Regions from separate parts of the Homo sapiens genome. Here region 1 is linked to region 2. A link is a contact called in ENCODE Hi-C or POLR2A ChIA-PET data. All regions are on one chromosome and are shown on one strand. Each heading gives the region's core, a stretch centred on a gene start or an enhancer-like site at or near the end of the contact. The rest is flanking DNA. Distances are from core to core; before and after follow the strand shown.

Region 1 (5,126 bases), core at 320-2,819, 97 kb before region 2:
GGTGCTGGTGAGAAGGAGCTCATCTACTTCATCCCCAGCATTGCAAGCAGGAGAATATCAGACCTATTTACTCAGGTTCAATGTGTCCAGATCTATTAACTGAAGTTCAGTGTTAGTCATACTTCCACTTTCCCCTGACCACTCCCTCTTTCCTCATTTTATAGCCAGATGCTAGCGTTTAGCAATAAAGTAGCCATTCATTCCCTCAACCTTAATTACTTGATAGTATCCATTGAAACAGAAACACACATGAACTAAATCCCTAGTGATGAAGTCCATTGCTTGACCATAAAAATGATAAAACAGACTCCTGACAAACAATAACAGTCCAGGTTGACTTCCTATGCAATTAAAACCAGACTCCTGGAATTTCCAATTCAAGAACAGAATACATGGAAATAATCAGAGTTGATTATTTTTCTAAGCAGGGAAGGTTAGAAAGCTTCCTGTTTTAGAATGTAAGCACTCTTTTCCAGCTTCATCATTATACCATGCCACATAAAGATATGACTATACCCCTTTTCACTATTCTTTCAGTTTTTAAAGGTCTGATTAGTAGTACTATAGCCCTGAGTATTTCTCCATAGATTCAATTATCTCCCTATGCACAGTATAGCATAGTGGTTTAAATACTCGGGCTTAGGGGCAATTAGACCTAGGTTCCAAACCAGGCTCTACTTGGGTGTGTAATCTTGCAAAAATTTCTTAACATTCCTAAGCTTCAGGTGCCTCATCTATGAAATGGCAGTAAAAATACTAACTTCACGGTAAATTTTCTGTGAGAATTGAAGATATAAAAGTTTGGTGTTGAGCACATTGCTTGGCCTATAGTAAGTAATCAGTAAAAGTTAGCTGGTATTGTAATTATCATCGTCATCATTCATATAACCATTGCCAATGTAAGATCCTCAATTACAAGGAGAAGCCAGAGAAAAGGGAAGGAGATTTCAAGTAGTTCTGGTAGACAGTGGCTTTGTAGCTAGGACTAAAAAATACATTCAATTTTAAGTCAGAATGCCTGAATTTAAATCCCAGATCTATATGAAGGTACTTAGCTTCTCTGGTCCTCGGTTTCCTTATCTGTAAAATGGAGGTGGTAATAGCAACTGGCAGATTGTTGTAAAAATTAAATGAGATAATGACACTGAACGTTTCAAGCCCAACACCTGCCCCAATGGCAGGCAAGCTTTCTTGCTTTTGCCTAATGAATATTTTAGGGCCCTTGCCCATGGTCTAACTTCTGCTTCTGACTGTCACCTCCTGCAGATGAGATGAGGGTGGCAAATCTGGATGCAGGACGCTCTGGGAGAACCTGGCAATCACACTTTCAATCTTTTGATCCGATAATCCCAAATACAAAGAAGAAGGCCCTCAGCAGTTCTCTATTAGGTATAAAAGGGAAGAAAGCCAGTTACAATGGCTGGAAGACCTTAGAGGAAAGGAGGCCCCGGGAACATGGGGACTAACAGCAAATCCTGGTACTGGCCACAAGCCACAAATTTGTGTAGGGGTAGGGAAGAGGATAGGGGATGGCTGGAGCCTGAGACCTGGTGTTTCCTATGATCAGTGCACCTAGCTTGATGACTCATGTTCTTCTAGCTTTTGGCAGCCTAGACTGGTATGTCACTGAAATTTAAAAGCTCCCTGAAATATAGGCAGCATTTTCTCTCCAGCTGTATTTTGAAAAGATGACACAATTTGGATGCAACCTTGTTTTCCAACCTGAAGCAATATTCAGACAGTGTGTTGATGTTTTTAAGTCAGTAGGTGTGTCTGTTTAGTATGTGTGTGCATGCGCGTAAAACGCTCTCCCTCGTGATGCAAAACATGCCCTTTTTCTAATGCCCACGAAAGAAAGTTATCTTAAAGTGAACAATTATTTGTTTGGGATGTCACACTCCAGAACTCTCCACCAGCTAGTCTATTGGGCCCGCTAGCTTCACAGAAGTCAAGGCCAGGTTAATGCATACTATATTATTAGCGAAATAACTAGGTCTTTAACACCTCTCCCTCCAAAAAACAAACACACAAAACAGCTTTAACTTTCATCCCTCTCCAATACCACACTGAATGCCCCACCCTAAGCCATAGCCCTATAACCTCCTCCTCCCCTCTCCTCTTCTGAATGAGAAACCATGAGTGCCCCCTAGTGGTTCAATGGCCGTAATTGCACTCCCCAGCTTTTTGTTTGCCTAATTACTAAGTTTTACCAGCAGGGTTGCAGCCAAGTTCAAGTGTCAAGTTCAAGAACATTTTTGTACTGCCATGTGGTGATTCTGTTGCAGCTAATAAAGAGCTTAAAAGTCTTTGGGTCTGTGAAGCATAATCTCAGCTTTTTCTGTTTGGCGGATCTTCTTAGGTTCTCCTTGGTTCTGCACAGCTGATAATGTGAGAGGGGTTGCTGCTCTCCTCTTGCCGCAACCCCCACCCCAGGCCTTCTCACTCCCAAAACCTACCAAAACGTACCAAGCTGCCTCTTTGAATCTGCTGGCGTGGTAAGGGGAATGGTGTGGCGCATGTGAAAGAGATTGTCCCAAATGGGCAGAACCTTGGGACCCCAGCAAAATCCTGTGTTTAAGTTCTGGCCCAATTGCCAAAGTTCATCCCCAGTTCTTGTTTCAGACTAGCTCAGAAATTCGTCTCATTGATCCCTTTAAGGGCTTTTGTATGCGACTCTGCCACATCAAGAAAATAGCTCTACTACCACCCACTCAGAATATTTGCAGAATTTGCTTTCTTGAGATACGATCATAGCAAAAGCCATGCAGGAATCCCCACTTACCACAGAGGTCCATTTCCAGACATCTCATTGTGACCCCACTCCTCTGATGGCTGCAGACTCAGTCCCCAGAGGAGGAGCTCCTTGAGGCAGGGGTTGAAACATTTTTATAAATTATTATCCCCAGCATGTGGCACAGGGCCCAACATGTAGTAGGTGATCACAAAATTTTCTGTCAGGGAAAGCGTTAAAGTACTGAACTACTCTCCCAGTCCCCAAGCCCATTCTGATGTTAAACTCCTAATTCCCAATGTGACTGTTTTTGGAGTTCAAGCCTTTAGGGAGGTAATTAAGATTAAGTGAGGTCCTAAGGGTTGGTCTATAATCTGAAGGACTGGGGTTCTTATAGGAAGGAGAAGAGACACCAGAAATTTCTTTCCTTGCGTGCTCACAGAAAAAGGGTTATGTGAGGACACAGGAATAAAGTGGCTGTCTACAAAGAACAGGAAGAGAGGCCTTACCAGAAACCAACCTGATCACACCATGATCTTGGACTTCCAACCTCCAGAACTGTGAGAAAACACATTTCTGTTGTTTAAGCCATCCAGTCTCTGGTATTTTGTTAATGGCAGCCCTAGCAAACTAATACAGAAAGGGAAGCTCTTTAATGAGATTCCTGCAACCAGACCATGGCACAGTTCTAAATTCCAAAGAAGGAGGGAGGACAGACACTAACACGTGTTGAGAGCTGACGGATGTGGCAGCACTGAAGCAGCTGTTCCTGGAAATTCACCAGTTGTCTTCTGATCTAAAAACACTCCTGGGGAAGCTCGTGAATACCCACGGGTGAAGTGTTTTCCCCTGTACTATTCTCCCTACTAGCCATTCCCCAGTGCCTGGCTTTCAGTGATCTCTGGGTATGTGAACTCGAAACCAGCATTTCAGTAGGGAAGATGTAGTCAGGCAGAAGAACGTGCTCCTGTCTACCCAAGTGATGCTCCTAAGTGTCTCCATGAATGTCTATGAGTACCCAGGAATGAATGTTGTGTTTCTCATCCTGCATTGGATTTTACAGCCTTCATTAAATTTTGACCAACAAAATTGAGTGAGAAAAATCAGGCTTCCTGCAAGGAATGAGCTAAAACCAGTGTCGGGTTCTCACTGTGAACCTTGCATTTCCCTTTAATAACAGACATCAGACCACCTGCAAAAACATTACGTCTCACTAAGCCAGGTAAGAGTGAAACTAGAGAAAAGTAGAGGAAATGCCTTAAGTCAAAGTTTTGATTTGTAAATCTTAGAGGAGGACATGAAGCCCATGGATAAGCAATAGACTGGAAGAGTACAAAATGATACAAGAGGCAGTTTGCCTACCCCAGAGGAACAGATCCCCTGCGTAGAAAAGAATAGCACTGAGGAAGGGCTTTATGTCCTACCCATTCCTCCTCTAGCCCCCAGCCATTCTTAGAGAAGGGAGAGGTGGCAAAAAAAACTCATAAGAAAGTTTGAGATATCTAAGAATAGAAGCTTTGGGGCATGTGACTGAAGTTCAGGAGGGCAGCAGCCATTATGCAGCTTCCCCAAATGTAACTTAAAGAATGGCTGCAAAGACTATCCAGGCAGACAAGGCTGAGGTGATCTCATGGAGTTCCCTCGGAGGCTCATGGAGCAGCCAGTTATTTCCCAGAGGGGCTTAGAAGTCTAGAGAGAGAGCCGAGCCCAAAAAAGCTTAGTCTGTTCAGCCAATTCCCTTGGTGACCTAATGGGAATCAGAGCACACTAGCAAGGACAATGTCAGTGATGAAGGCTACAGGGACTTTATGCCCTCCGTGGCCTCTCTCTATTCAGTCCAGTGCCACCTGAAAGCTTCTTGGAATTTACCTGCAATGCTGGATAAAGAATTGGGGTCCTACATTAGCTGTCCCCAGAACCACCATACACAGAAATGCATACTATTCACTGCACAGGGACCCCTAGCTTAAGAAGCAGGTGTAGGCAGAAATCTAGTTTGTGTTGGCGCGGGGCTGCACCCTCCTGGAAGGGGATCTTTTTCTAATTTGCACAATGATGCCATAGGTTAGTGGCAGCTTGACTGAGCAAAACTTGATTTGACAGAGGTCCCTCTGAAGTGACTGAAAAGTTTTCACCACAAGCAGATTGAGGAACTAAGTAGAAATTAAGTTGGCGTATGAAAGAATAAAGTTAATGTCTCTTGCACATCTGAGTCTGTGGCCTGAGATTTATGACCACTATAAAGAAAAATATGAAGAAACCAACTCCTCCTCAAAAGAATGCATCTCTCTCTCTCTCTGTCTCTCTCTCTCTCTCTGCCTCTCTCTCTCTCTGGATGGCCTCACTCTCTTGCCCAGGCTGGAGTAAAGTGGCGTGATCACAGCTCACTGCAGCT
Region 2 (4,859 bases), core at 35-2,534:
TTCTTAGAATTGCTAGAACAGGTTTTCTCATCTGTAAACTAAATAGATCTTATAGGTCACTAGGATTCAGGAAAGTTTCAGTTCCCAGTTAATGAACATTGTAAGGGCCCAAGAAGGGAATGCTACCTTTAAGTATTCAACGTAATAACTGATTACCCAGTAATTGTGGGAAGGAAAAAATAGTGCTTATTACAAAATTTTAAGTATAGAAATCTCATGATCTGTAACGGAATACAAATGATCAAAGTCCCAACGCCGAAGCCAAAGCCTGATCTGCAAGGGTACTTACCTTGGCATGACCATGCTTTCCAGTTTTGGAAGTTGACATCTCCACTATTTTGCATGGTCGTCCTTTGAGCACCACGAAGCCGTTTTTGCGCAAGGCCGAGCACTGCATAGGGTAAGTGCTGGAAGCCCCGGCATCTCCAGTAGTGAAATCAATTTCGTCTGCCATGGTGGGCAGGGGAGATGGTAGTTTTTCCGTGGGAACTACACAAAAAGTTTGTGTTTGCTTTTTAACAACGGGTATGTAGGCAGGGAAACGTCTCATTTCGGACAAGTTATGTGCCAAGCATCATGGGCCCGTTATTTCTGCATGTAAGGAACACCCACCCTAGACTAGTGGCCACTTTCTAACTCTGGCCTCTACAAACTTTTCCAGCTACTGCTTGGGGAGGTGGGATGAGAAGTCGCAGAGGAGCTCGCTGAGGGTGGGGACACCCGCCCTGGGCGCTCCTCCGTGCTGGAAACAGCAGGTTGCGGCCCCCATCGCCCCACCGCAGAAGCCGGCGACCTTCCCCCGCCGCCCAGCCCTCGGCCGCCGCCCCGAACCCTACTGCGGGGGACCCAGCCCAGGCCGCAGGTCCCCGCGAAGGATGCGGGGTAACAGAACCTGGCCAGCAGCACCCGGCCCTCTGCTAGCTGGCGCGCACCCCGCCCTCCACCCTTCAACGTCGCCGCCGCGGCCGCACAGGCGCCCCCTGTTCTGCCGGCATCCAGGGCTCAGCTCGGCCCGGCCCGGCCCCACTAGGGCCTGAGCCCCGGCGGGTCCCGCGCTCGCCTCTGTTCCCCCATCCATTCTCCTTCTTTCTCTCGGTCAGCGCTCAGTTCTGGGCGCCTTCCCCGGCCCTGCCTCACTCTGGCCCCATCCCCACCAGCTTTTCCCCACCAGCTTTTCCCCAGGTCTTCACCTTTCAGCTGGCAAAGAGCGCCTTTCGTCTGCGCACCCGCGCTGGTCCCCTACAGCAGCGGCGCCGGCAGCGGCGGTGGCGGCCGCGGCAGTTCCAAGAGACGGGGCGGGGCCGCCACACTTTCCACACCCCAGCCTCCCCGCCCTTACCCGCCCCCACTCAGCCCTATTTCCGGGATAGGCCCCGGAGCGTCACAGGCACCGCCCTCTCGGGCTACCATTGGCTACCAGATTCCCGAGGCTCCGCCCAGTCACGTGAAGAGCGCCCTGGCAACCCCACGTGCTGCGGATTAGTGCACTTCCGGCGTGGAGCGCACTTTCAGCAGTCTGGTTGCCGAGGGTGAGCTCGCTGGCAGAGGAACTTGCGCCTTCCAACTCTTAGGTTTGTTGCGTTCGGGTCGCAGTCGACTTTAATGGGAACCAAGCAAAGCACCCAATGGCCCCTGCCATCAGGTGCGTGGCAGTTATCACATGACGATCGTCAGAACTCGCGAGGCGCGCAGATTCAGCGAGTGCCAGTGTGGCTGGCTGTGAAGCGAACTTTGGGTTCGAGCTTCTGGTTCAGCTTGCAGCCTTTCTTGGGGTTCGAACCTCCTCCTGGTCCTTAAAGAAGAATTCAGGTGCAGTATTTTATTACCCAGCTCGGCACCGCAGGTCCTGAGGACCCCCCATTCACCCCTTGGTGAGATTTTTGGCAGCGACTGCCGCCGGATGCCCCTGTAGAGTCAGCACTGCTCCCTGGGGTGGGAACTCCCGAAGCGTCCGCCAGCTAACAAGCCAGCAGTGAAATGAATTAACCCACTTCTCACACCAAAGGCTGTTGGGAAGTTGTGGAGGCGAAGGGTGTCTGACTCCTACGGCATTGTGGGTCCAGAGAGGTGTTCTGCCGACTCATCCATTCTTTCCTCCTGGCATTGGCATTCCTTAGAGTTTGGGGTTTAACCCTGGCACATTAGAACGCTTGGATGGTCTTCAAAATTGACCTAGAGCTTGTAGACTGCCATAGAAAGGTTCTTAAAAGAGATGTGCTCCCCCTTCACAGTTTCATTTCGCAACCTACCGCAGTATCCTATCTTGGGGAGGTGATCTAGGAAATTATTTCCCATCCCACACCCGCATTTATGTGGTAACTTTGATTTCCTATTGCTGTCTCATGAATAATCCCATATCTCACATTCCTGTATGACTCTACAGTTTACACATATCTTTCAAACAGGTCCAATTTAACTTTCGCAATAAGTTACTGCCCTCTCATGTACTGAATTCAGCCTCTAGCTAATATACAAAGGAGCCATTACAGCAGTGGCTCATGCCTGTAATCCCAGCACGTTGGGAGGCTGAGGCAGGTGGGTTCCCTGAGCTCAGGAGTTCGAGATCAGCCTGGGCAGCATCGTGAAACCCCGTCTCTACCAAAAATACGAAAACTTAGCTGGGCATGGTGCTGTGCACCTGTGGTCCCAGCTACTAGGGAGGTTGAGGTGGGAGGATCACTTGAGCCTGGGAGGTGGAGACTGCAGTGAGCCGAGATCCGGCCACTGTACTCCAACCTGGCTGACAGAGTGAGACCACCCCCCCCACCCCCAACACCCCAAAAAGAAAGAGCCAGATTAGAATCTTGGTTCATTAGCTCTTTCTGCTTTTCCTTATACCTCCTAACTTTTCCCTATTGTTTTTACAATGATCGCTAATAGTATTTAGTATTTATATAGGCAGGTAGTGTACTAAATTTTTGATGTGCATTATTCCTTTGTTTGTCACTGCTGCTTTCTATTTTTAACCTTGTTAAGTTATTCATATAAAGAAAAATTTGTCCCTTTTCTTTTTATGAGTTTTGAAAAACATATCTTGATCATCTGCTATGATCAAGATATGGAATATTTCCCTCATTCCAAAAGTTTTCTAGTGGCTTTTTGTTCTCAGTTTCCTCCCTCTACACCCAGCCCCTGGCAAATATTAACAGTACTTTTTTAACCTGCATTTTTAGTTACGGAAAAAGGAGAAAAGCAATTTGCCCCAGATTACAAAGCTAGTAAGTTGGAAAACCAAGGTTGGAACCTAGGCAGTTTGGTTCCAGAGTCACTGCTCTACCTACCACCATATACTGCATTCACAAAAGATTTGGGTTTGGAATCAAATGACTGAGCATTACTCATTCAATAAATACAGTCAGTTCTCCTGAAGTCAGTAAGAACACTGAATTGGCAAATACTAAACCATTGCTCCTAGGGGAAATACAGGGTTAGGTTCCTCTGAGCCTCTGGGCCACAACATTGGTTAATATGTGATTTTTAGTGTGTTTCCATTTAAAGACACCTGATTTCCTATATATTGTTGGTTCATTAACATTAAACTCATGGCCAACAGCAATGTAATTCATACCTGAAGGTAGCTTATCTAACATATGCTCTCTGTAAGGCACACTGTAGCTTTCTTGTGTTTTGGAACATTAGACAGCTCTTCAGCACAGTGCTTGGGGGCCATTTTGAATGGTGAAATCACCAACAAAAAGCACAACAATGCAAAAACTGGCAATAAATAGACTGAAAAGAATACTGGTTAACAGTTTGACGACTGAAACAAGAAGGCAGAGCATGGCTGAGTTTGACCTCAGCTAAATGTGCGTTAGATGGCACGAGTCTCTGTGCATGTTCACAAATGACTTCAAAAGCACTGCAAGTATTGATTTTAAGATTATAAGTAAATTATGTCAAGTATGCAAATTTGCAAATATGGAATCCAAAAATAATGAAGATTGACTATGTGTACTTTAGCAGCCTTACCTCTGGTATTACTGTGTTGACCAAGACAGCCTCTGGTTCCTAAGGTGCTTGCAGTCTATTGCAGAAGACAGTCTAGTAATTTTAAAATATGAAACAAATGCTAGTAAAGAAATAACTATAAGGCACTGAAAAAAGGGGCTTATTTAGGCTAGGTGGTGTCCAATTAAAATATGATACAAGCCACATATAGTTTTGAGTTTTCTTTTAGACACATAAAGTTAAAAAATGAAACTAATTTCAATAGTATATTCTGTTTAACTGAATATGTCCAAAATATTATTTCACATGTAACCAATATAAAAATATTACTAAGATATTTTACTTTTTATCCATACTAAGCCTTCAAAATCTGGTGTATTTTACACTTTCAGTACATCTAAATTCAGACTAGCTATAATTCAAGTGCTCAATAACTAGGCATAGTTGGTGGCTATCATATTGGGCATCATAGGTCTAGAAGGTTCAGGAACTGCTTCTCTCGGGGGATATCAGTTTGAGATTTGAAAGACAAATAGAAGTTAGCAATGGAGAGGAGTTTAGAAAGGGCACTTTAGGCAAAGGAAATGGGGTTACAGAGGTGTATTGTGACAGAATCGTGGCACCATTTGTACTGTAAATGGCGTAGTATGATGGTGTGTACTGTAAAGATGGGTGAATTCGGACTTTCTCCCAAGGGCAATAGAGAAGCATTGAGACAGTACATACAAGAAAATGATAAATTTTTTATTATTTTTAAATTTTTTTAATTAAATTTTTTTTTGAGATGGAGTGTCGCTGTGTTGCTCCAGGCTGGAGTGCAGTGGTGTGATCTCGGCTCATTGCAACCTCCACCTCCCAGGTTCAAGCCATTCTCCTGCCTCAGCCTCCCGAGTAGCTGGGAGTATAGGTGC

What was found. Hi-C counts contacts between places; a loop is a spot of excess contacts on that map. ChIA-PET counts read pairs that join two places held with the same protein, here RNA polymerase II (POLR2A). Pooled maps may share reads with other maps.
Region 1: a map of naive thymus-derived CD4-positive, alpha-beta T cell shows a loop between it and region 2 (3-fold over the local background). The contact joins the enhancer-like site here to the promoter of EIF5A2 in region 2. A Hi-C loop is called at or near these places in 1 of 168 maps with a recorded cell type or tissue (naive thymus-derived CD4-positive, alpha-beta T cell) and 5 of 50 pooled maps. POLR2A ChIA-PET finds 5 or more read pairs at or near these places in 1 of 52 experiments (T-cell).

Annotation. Positions count from the first base shown.
Region 1 is chr3:170,810,007-170,815,132 of GRCh38, forward strand. All of the region lies in intron 2 of LOC105374211 (a long non-coding RNA gene), which reads left to right. Among named protein-coding and RNA genes, the nearest start is that of RPL22L1, 58 kb to the right of the region's middle. Within about 2 kb of position 1,570, at least 9 of the 41 ENCODE cell types and tissues checked have a DNase peak (open chromatin) inside an H3K27ac peak, as active enhancers do.
Region 2 is chr3:170,907,353-170,912,211 of GRCh38, forward strand. It overlaps EIF5A2 (eukaryotic translation initiation factor 5A2), which reads right to left and starts at 1,285. Exons shown (of 5, transcript NM_020390.6): 1 at 1,191-1,285; 2 at 290-489. The coding sequence starts at 454. RefSeq lists a silencer at 806-945.